Linked DNA regions of Homo sapiens: region 2 is linked to region 1. The links are chromatin contacts, found by Hi-C or POLR2A ChIA-PET in ENCODE. All regions are on one chromosome and are shown on one strand. The core of a region is the stretch at or near the end of the contact, and the rest is flanking DNA. Distances in the headings are between cores, read along the strand shown.

Evidence for each region. Hi-C counts contacts between places; a loop is a spot of excess contacts on that map. ChIA-PET counts read pairs that join two places held with the same protein, here RNA polymerase II (POLR2A). Pooled maps may share reads with other maps.
Region 2: a loop to region 1 is called in a pooled map, with 3 times the contacts of the local background. The contact joins the promoter of YJU2B here to the enhancer-like site in region 1. A Hi-C loop is called at or near these places in 5 of 50 pooled maps. POLR2A ChIA-PET finds 5 or more read pairs at or near these places in 7 of 52 experiments (A549, AG04450, B cell and 4 more).

Annotation. Positions count from the first base shown.
Region 1 is chr19:13,877,653-13,882,537 of GRCh38, reverse strand. It overlaps NANOS3 (nanos C2HC-type zinc finger 3), which reads right to left. Exons shown (of 2, transcript NM_001098622.3): 1 at 4,773-4,885; 2 at 1,781-2,096. The coding sequence ends at 2,035. It overlaps BRME1 (break repair meiotic recombinase recruitment factor 1), which reads left to right. Exons shown (of 9, transcript NM_001345843.2): 9 at 1-190. Among named protein-coding and RNA genes, the nearest start is that of NANOS3, 3.0 kb to the right of the region's middle. RefSeq lists enhancers at 440-589, 1,180-1,269, 2,393-2,542. Within about 2 kb of position 1,702, at least 17 of the 41 ENCODE cell types and tissues checked have a DNase peak (open chromatin) inside an H3K27ac peak, as active enhancers do.
Region 2 is chr19:13,746,624-13,751,302 of GRCh38, reverse strand. YJU2B (YJU2 splicing factor homolog B) reads right to left here and starts at 3,408. Exons shown (of 10, transcript NM_030818.4): 1 at 3,349-3,408. RefSeq lists a silencer at 3,118-3,427.

The DNA.
Region 1 (4,885 bases), core at 453-2,952:
CTGGCCACCTCTGAGCAGGGCCCATCCTGTCCGGATTTGCAAATTTTAGGGTCCTGAGCCAAGTATGGATGGTTCAGAATTTGTTTCTTTCCTGGAGGAGAAGAGAGCTCCCTTTGTTTTCTTTCTCCCCATTTCCATTTTATTTCTTCTGGGAAGACCCATAATAAATGATTCTGTAGAGGCCCCGTGACCTGCTGTTTGGGGCTGAGGCTTCAGTTCCTTCACCTTCCGCCCACAAACCTCTCTACCCACTTCCTCCTCCTCGCCCTCTACGAGTTTTATGCCTCAGCTTCCCTGGGAAAGCAAGGGGGGGGCGAATCTCCAGGGGTGGGTGACTGTGTGCCCACATCTGTGTGCAGGCTCTTGAGCATACACGCGGGTCGAAGCCTAAGAGACGCCCTGGGCGATCATCCAGCTGCAGGGTGAGTCCTGCGCTCCGGTGGCTTGGCCCATCCTCCAGGACAAGCTGCCTGTGGGCCCCAGACAGGAAGGAGGCCATCCCAGGAGGTTATGGATGCAAACATGGCTGAAGTCGTGGCATTTCTCATCCCACGCAAGCCTCTCGAGCCAGATGACAGTCCTGTTAGCAACCACAGGGGCTGCTGTCATCCCCAGTTTACAGAAAACAATGCCTCTGTGAAATCTGTCACTGAAAGGCTGACTGGACCTTCGACATCATGAAGCACTCTGTGACTCCTGCACCCCAGCTCCCATGGCTCAGGCGGGGTCCTCCTCCCACCCTGCAGCCTTACACCCTGGAGACCTGATGCAGGAGGGGAGGAAAGAGCAGGGTGGGTTCACACCCAGGTGAGCCCCCTGTCCACCAGGACATGCCCTGGTGTAAGCCCAGTTCCCCGGGTCTCCAGCCCCAGCGGCTCTGCCCTAGGAAACTGTAACTCCATTCCCAGACCCTGGGAGCCGCTGGGATCCTTCTGTTTTCTTTCTCCTCCTCCCCACTTCCCCCTCCACGACCCAGCTGTCTGCAAGAGCCCACCCCCATCCCCAGGGCCTCCGGTTCCAATTTAAGTCTTTTAAGTCGGAAAGCCAAGGGCAGAGGGGACAGCAAAGAGCTCGATTCCTGCTCCCCGCTGCCAGACCACAGGCCTCAGGGCTGGTTTGTGGGACGGGGGCGGGGTAGGAATGTGGACTGCACAGTGGGCGCACTGGCTTCCTGAGCACTGCCACCTGTTGCCCCAACAGGACAAGATCTGGAGGTGGAGGAGGCAGGCAGGGGTGTGGGGATTCCCCCACATGCATTTCCCCCCCGCCCTGCCAGAACAGCCCCATCCTTCTGCTCCTGCCCAAGCCCACCCAGGACATGGTCCCATTCCCTGCCCCCTAAATGTCCCTCCCTTGCTCTAAACTGCCTGGCTTGTCACTGGGGCATCCATGGTGACATAAACATTCACCTTCCTTAGTGATGAGGATGTCGGGGGGGGGGGCTCTGTCTAGTTGTGTGTCAATTTCTTCCTCAAATGAAGCCCCCACCTCCAGTACGGAGCTGGGGGTGGGATGGGAGGAGTCCACCCATCTTGCATGTCAGTGCAGGGGGTGGCTGAAAGACCAAATGTCCACAGAAAGGGTCTCATGATGTCGATCTGGCTTTGAGGTGCCATGAACCCCCCCAGCTACCCCAAGGCACCCACTTGTGTTTCTCTGCACAAAGCAGCTCACCCCAGCACCCCAGGGTGCCGAAACTCAAAGAAGGAGAAGGGGAGATCTAGGTACAGGACTCCCAGCAAGGTTCACACTACACCTTGTCCCAAGACCAGGGCTTGTCTGTTGTTGATCCATTCATAAGCATTTATTGAGGGCTGACTGGATGCCCAGCACTAGGGAAACGGCAGATGGCACAAAGGGTGGGGTCCCCAAGGACAGGGCGATTTCAGCTCTTCCCTTGCCAACCCCGGGTCATCCCCAGGGCTCAATCCCAGGCTGGGGGGAGGGTCTGGGAGTGGGGGCAGTCGTCATAGGGTGGGTCTTCCTGGAAATCCAGCCGAGCCCGGGTGCCCTTGCCCAGGTGTAGGCAGCCTCCTAGGTGGACATGGAGGGAGAGCAGGAGGGCGAAGGCTCAGACTTCCCGGCACCTCTGAAACCTAGTGGAGGGGGAGGGAGAGAAATGCTTAATCACAGGCGATGACTCAACGCTCCCCAAGTTGCCCACGGACTCGGCCTCCGGGCCTGCTGGACCTCTGGCGCCACCCAGGGGCTGCTCCGGAGACAGCGACCCCGTGACGTCTCTGGCTCCGCCGGGCGGCCCCGCTGGGACCCAGAGCCCGAGACAAAGCACAGGAGTTCCGATTCTGCGACTGTGGTGCCCTCTCGTGGCCGCCGTGCTCTGGGGTCCCCGGATCTGTTACTCCCAAAAGTTGTTCATCAGAAAGGCTGGCCGCAGGACACCATCTTCCCTATGTCCTTTTGGCCTCCAGCGTCTCCCAGTGAGACAGCATCAAACCTCACAGGAAACACTATCTTCTCCTGGAGGCAGTCTTTCATGCTTTCTTTTTTTTGTGAGACGGAGTCTCACTCTGTCGCCCAGGCTGGAGTGCAGTGACGTGACCTCAGCTCACTGCGACCTCCACCTCCCGGGTTCTAGCGATTCTCCTGTCTCAGCCCCCCGAGTAGCAGGGATTACAGGCGCATGCCACCATGCCCAGTTAATTTTTTGTATTTTCAGTAGAGACGGGGTTTCACCATGTTGGCCAGGCTGGTCTTGAATTCCTGACCTCAGGTGATCCACCTGCCTCAGCTTCCCCAAGTACTGGGATTACAGGCATGAGCCACCATGACCAGTGCTTTTTTTTTTTTTTAAGACGAGGTCTTGCTGTGTTGCCCAGGCTGCAGTGCAGTGGCACCATCTCAGCTCACTGCAGCCTCTGTCCCCTGGACCCAAGCGATCCTCCCTCGTCAGCCTCCCAAGTAGCTGGGACTACAGGCACACACTACCATGCCCAGCTAATTTTTTGTAGACACTGGGTTTCACCATGTTGCCCTGGCTGGTCTCAAACTCTTGGGCTCAAGCGATCCTCCTGCCTTGGCCTCCCAAAGTATTGGGATTACAGGTGTAAGCCATCACACCTGACCCTTTCATGACTTTAAGAAATGTTCACTGCAAAGCTGCCTGAGAGTAGTTGGGAGGGGTCGTCCTCTCCCAGTCACTATCCTCCAGGAGCTCACAGTCTGCTGGGGGAGGCAGTGCCCAAACACACCTAGTTAGACTGGCCCCTCCTCTGTTAGCTGACTTCCTCAAAGGCAATTTAAGTTGCTAGAACGAGTTTCTCTTTTAAAACCTCACTGGGGGCCAGGCATGGTGGCTCAAGCCTGTAATATCAGCACTTCGGGAGGCTAAGGCGGGTGGATCTCGAGGTCAGGAGTTCAAGACTCAGCCTGGCCAAGATGGTGAAATCCCGTCTGTACTAAAAATACAAAAATTAGCCGTGCGTGGTGGTGGGTGCCTGTAATCCCAGCTACTCGGGAGGCTGAGGTAAGAGAATCGCTTGAACCCGGGAGACAGGTTGCAGTGAGCCAAGATCGCGCCACTGCACTCTAGCCTGGGTGACAGAGCAAGACTCCATCTCAGAAAAATAATCAAATAAAAGAAAGAAAGAAAGAAAACCTCACTGGGGCCAGGCGTGGTGGCTCACGCCTATAATCCTAGCATTTTGGGATGCCTAGGCAGGAGGATCACCTAAGCCGTGTTTGAGACCGGCCTGGGAAACATAGTAAGACCCTGTTTCTATGGGAGGAAAAAAAAAACACACCAGGAATGGTGGTGCACGCCTGTAATTCCAGCTACTCGGGAGGCTGAGGCAGGAGAATCGCTTGAACCCAGGAGGCAGAGGTTGCAGTGAGCCAAGATCGCACCACTGAACTCCATCCAGCCTGGGTGGATAGAGCGAGACTCTATCTCAAAAAAAAAAATTAAAAAAAAAAAGGAAGAAAAATAAATTGATAAATAAATAAAATAAAAGTCTTCTTTCTGCATCTATAATAACCCTGCGGGCCAGATGTGGTGGCTGATGCCTGTAATCCCAGCACTTTGGGAGGCTGAGGAGGGTGGATCACGAGGTTGGGAGTTCGAGACCAGCCTGGCCAACATGGTGAAACCCCATCTCTACTAAAAATACAAAAATTAGCTGGCCATGGTGGCAGGCGCCTGTAATCTCAGCTTCTCAGGAGGCTGAGGCAGAAGAATCGCTTGAACCCGGAAGGCAGAGGTTGCAGTGAGCCAAGATCATGCCACTGCACTCCAGCCTGGGTGACAGAAAGAGACTCTGTCTCAAGATAAATAAATAAATACATAAACAAACTGGCTCGGTGCGGTGCTCACGCCTGTAATCTCAGCAGTTTGGGAGGCCGAGGTGGGCGGATCACGAGATCAGGAGTTTTGAGACCAGCCTGGCCAACATGGTGAAACCCCATCTCTACTAAAAATACAAAATTTAGCCGGGCATGGTGGCAATTAGCCGGGTGTGGTGGCGCGCGCCTATAATCCCAGCTACCCAGGAAGCTGGGGCAGGAGAATCGCTTGAATCCAGGAGGTGGAGGTTGCAGTGAGCCGAGATGGCGCCACTGCACTCCAGCCTGAGCAACAGAAAGAGACCTGTCTCAAGATAAATAAATAAATACGTAAATAAAATCAACTGCTGTTCTAAGCTCTCTCTAAGGTCTTCCCCTAACCCTTGGAGGTGGGTACTGGGGCTAATCTTACTTCACAGGGGGGCTCAGCCACTACCCTCGGACAGGTCCCCCCCAGCCACCTGTGCAGGCACCTGCTCCTCCTCCTCCTCCTCGGCGGTGGCCTGTGTCCTGTGTCTTCGCCTTGTCAGGCCGGACCAGCTTCTTGCCTGCCGAGTTTCGGGTGGTGTGGCTGTAGACGGAGGTG
Region 2 (4,679 bases), core at 2,159-4,658, 130 kb after region 1:
GCTGGGACTACAAGCGTGCGCCACCACACCCAGCTAATTTTGTATTTTTAATAGAGACAGGGTTTCACCATGTTGCCCAGGATGGTCTTGATCTCTTTACCTCATGATCCACCCGCCCCAACCTCCCAAAGTGCTGGCATTACAGGTGTGAGCCACCATGCCCAGCTGGGATCTTTTAATATGAACAAACGTGTCACTCTCCTGCTTAAACCCCTCCCATGATTCATATGGTTTTTAGAATCAAGTCAAACCCCTTCCCACGGCCTGTGGGGCCCCTGCCTGCCTCTCCAAGCCTAACTCTTACCCCTCTATCTCTCGTTCACTCTGTTCCAGCCACACTGGCTTCCTGGCTGTCTTCAAAGGCCAAGTGCAGCTGGCCTGCACCTGCTGTTCCTCAGGTTTGCAAGCTCTTTGTTACAGGCTTTTTTTTTTTTTTTTTTTTTTTGAGACGGAGTCTCACTCTATCACCCAGGCTGGAGTGGGGTGGCATGATCTTGGCTCACTATCTCTGCCTCCTGGGTTTAAGTGATGTCATGCCTCAGTCTCCTGAGTAGCTGGGATTACAGGTACCCGCCACCAAGCCTGGCTAATTTTTTTGTATTTTTAGTAGAGACAGGGTTTCACTGTGTTGACCAGGCCAGTCTGGAACTCCTGGCCTGAGGTGATCCACACACCTAGGGCCTCCCAAAGTGCTGGGATCACAGGCACAAGCCACTGCACCCAGCCCCCTGTCACAGGTCTTGACCTACATATCATATCCATCAAAGACCTCATCCGGCCAGGTGCGGTGGCTCACACCTGTAATCCCAGCAGTTTGGGAGGCTGAAGCAGGTGGATCCCCTGAGGTCAGGAGTTCAAGACCAGCCTGGCCAACATGGTGAAACCCCATCTCTACTAAAAATACAAAAATTAGCCGAGTGTGATGGTGCATGCCTGTAATCCCAGCTACTCGGGAAACTGAGGCAGGAGAATGGCTCAAACCGGGAGGCGGAGGTTGCAGTAAGCCAAGATGGCGCCACTGCACCCCAGCCTAGGCTACAAAGTGAGACTCCGTCTCAAACAAACAAACAAAAAAAACCAATGAACTCATCTAACCATCCAATCCATAGTCACTTGTTTCCTGGAATTCTGATCATATCACCCTGTGTCGGTTTATGTCTCCCCCGGCAGGTCACACTGTGCCATATCCCTAACACCTAGGACAGTGCCAGGCCCAGATAAATGTCAACTGGGTAAACAACTGAGATAACTGAATGAGGCTCCATAAGGGTCACAGTCAGTGCAGGTGACACAGGTGGGAAATGCAGGGGCTCCTCAAACTAGGGGTGGTGAGACCCCCTCTCATGTTTGGAAGGGAGGCTTTTAGGTCATATAGAAGGAAGTTCTTCACGCCTGTAATCCCAGCACTTTGGGAGGCCGAGGCGGGTGGATCATGAGGTCAGGAGATCGAGACCATCCTGGCAAACACAGTGAAACCCCGTCTCTACTAAAAAATACAAAAAATTAGCTGGGCGTGGTGGCGGGTGCCTGTAGTCCCAGCTACTCGGGAGGCTGAGGCAGGAGAATGGCGTGAACCCGGGAGGCGGAGCTTGCAGTGAGCAAAGATTGCGCCACCACACTCCAGCCTGGGCGATAGAGCGAGACTCCATCTCAAAAAAAAAAAAAAAAAAGAAAGAAGTTCTAGTTTACACTAAAGAGAGACTCTGTGAAGCAGTGAAGGGTATTCTAGAACAGAGATTGGCAAAGTTTCTCTGTCAAGGGCCAGAAAATAAGTATTTCTAGCTTTTTAGGCCAGATTATCTCTGCCCCAACAACTCAACTCTGCTTTCATAGCTAGAAATCAGTCCCAAACAATATATAAATGAACGGGCGTAGCTGCATGCCAATATAAATTTTATTGATGGACACAGAAATTTGAATTTCACATAATCGTCATGTCACAAAGTATTATTCTTTTGATTTTTCCCCAACTACTAGAAAATTTAAAACCATTCTTGGGGGCCGGACTCGGTGGCTCACGCCTGTAATCCCAGCACTTTGGGAGGCTGAGGCAGGTGGATCACTTGAGGTCAGGAGTTCAAGACCGGCCTGGCCAACATGGTGAAACCCTGTCTCTACTAAAAATACAAAAATTGGCCAGGCCTGGTGGCGTACGCCTGTAATCCCAGCTACTGGAGAGGCTGAGGCAGGAGAATCGCTTGAATCTGGGAGGCGGAGGTTGCAGTGAACCGAGATCACGCCACTGCACTCCATCCAAGGTGACAAGAGTGAGATTCTGTCTCCAACAAAAAGAAAGAAAGAAGCTGATGGAAGAGCTTCTGATGGAGTGGGAGTGGTGTAGTGAGGTGGTGAGGCAGTGGTGCAAAGTCCCGGATATAAACTGTTCTACCCTCACCTTAGTCTTGTATCCTCCAACTATAAAGTGTGTCCTTTAGATTGGATTATTCCAAGGTCCCTTCCAACCTAAAAATACTTTTGCCAACAAAATAGCTAAGTGCCCCTTGAGGCGTTAGGGGACACGGCTCCCTGGGCTTGAATCCCAGCTCCACTCCTCATCAGCTGGGTGACCTTGGTCAGTGACTGCGCTTCCCTGGGCTTGTATTTCGTCACCGGTAAAGGGCGAATGACGACGACAAGACTGACTTTCTGGGGATGCTGTGAATCAACTAACCCACGGGAAGAGCCTGCAAAGAGCAAATACTCCGTTTACAGGAGCTCGAGGGTGTGTGTGTGTCTTAAGATGGTTTTGTTACCCCAGTAAATGGCAGACGGGGCTATCGGGTGGGCGTGTAGATATCTCCGGTCCTTGGTGCAAAAGTAATTACCGACCCTGTTTGTCCTGGGCTTACGGCTTGGGCTCGGAGCTCCACCCTGCTGCTTCCTATCTGCTTGACTTGGGGCAAATTGTTTTCTCTCTCTAAGCCTCATTTTCCTTATGTGTAAAAATGGCTGGTTAAGGCATTCAGGGCAGCGCCTGACGCCGAGTTAAACGTTTGGCAGTTTAGTCATTTCTGCTGCTCACGGTTTTACAAGAATCATTTTTATAAAATCTGGTGAGATAGGGACTTATTGGTCCCATTTTCCCGATGCAAAAACCCAGGACCCTTCAGGCATAATATGGATCCGGGCTAGGATGGGACCGGGTCCCGGGCACTTGGGTCAGAGGTCTCAGCTGGGGCCTCAGGGACTTTGGTCCTGGCTGGGACCTGGGCCGGCTCCGGGCATCTAAATCGGGTCCTCAGCTCCGCGTCCCCCGACGCGGAAGGGCGCGCCGGGCAGCTCCGAGGCCAGGGTGAGGCGGCTGCCGGACCCCCGGCCCTCCCCGCTCCTCCGCCCGCCGGCACTTACCTGCCCTCCTCCCGACGTCACGCCCTGACCGTGCCCGGAAGTGCGCGCTGAGAGCGCGGTGAACCTGGGCGCCCTCTCCGCGCCCCCAGGACGCCGGCGTGAGGCGGGGCGAGGCAGCAGCTCCACGCTGATTGGCTGAAGGACGATACGCCAAGCGTTCTGCGACGCCGGAGTGGGCCAATCCAGGAATGCCCCGCCCAACCGCGCTTACGCCAAGAGGCTCCATCCTCTGTCCAGCCCACTACGTGAGGCCCAATCCGAGGCCCGCCTCCTGGCACCGCCCTCCCAGGCGTGCTGTCCTGCGCGCTGCAGCCGGTCAGCGAGGGTGTGGTGGCGGGCCCCTGTAGTCCCAGCTACTTGGGAGGCTGAGGCAAAAGAATTGCTTGAACCCGGGAGGCAGAGGTTGCAAAGAGCCGAGATCGCGCCACTGCACTCCAGCCTGGGCAACAACAGCAAGACTCCGTCTCAAGAAAAATTATTTGCACAGGCAAGGTCTTACTATGTTGCCCCGGCTAGTCTCGAACTCCAGGGCCCAAGCAATCCTCCTGCCTCCCAAAGTGCTGGGATTACAGGCGTGAACCACTGCTCTGTTTTTGCATTTTTAAATAGTTAGGTGGGGGAAAAACTATTTTACGACTTATGAAAATAAAACATTCAAATTTCAGCGTACGTAAATAAAATTTCATTGGAACACAGGGATATGCGCTTTTGTCTGCTGATTGCTTCAAAATAAGGGCACTTGGGGGAACAGCAAATGCAGGGAAGGAGAGGTTTTCTCTGAATTTCTCTTATCTGCCTAAAGACAGAAAGAGGAATGCTTTCCTACGATCTTATTAACTAGGGAAGAGTGAAACCATTCCCAATCATGTATCCTTCTGAGGGCTGCTCTGAGACAACTTTTATTACCTGCAAGACTTTTTTATTTGCTTAACAAGACAGACTTTCTCCATCATACAATTTCTCCCCTTACCCTCCCATAACTTGTGTTACCACCATCCTCCCAGAAGCCCCAAACCCCTATTCTTTTCTTTGATACTTTTTTTTTTTTGAGAGGGAGTCTTGCTCTGTGGTCCAGGCTGGAGTTCAATGGCGTGATCTCAGCTCACTGCGCTCTCCACCTCCCAGGTTCAAGTGATTCTCTTGCCTCAGCCTCCCGAGTAGCTGGGATTACAGGCACCTTCCACCACGCCCGGCTATTTTTTGTATTTTTAGTAGAGATGGGGTTTCACCATGTTGGCCAGACTGGTCTGGAAGTCCCAACCTCAGGTGATCTGCCTGCCTTGGCCTTCCAAAGTGCCTGGATTACAGGCATGAGCCACTGGGCCCAGCCT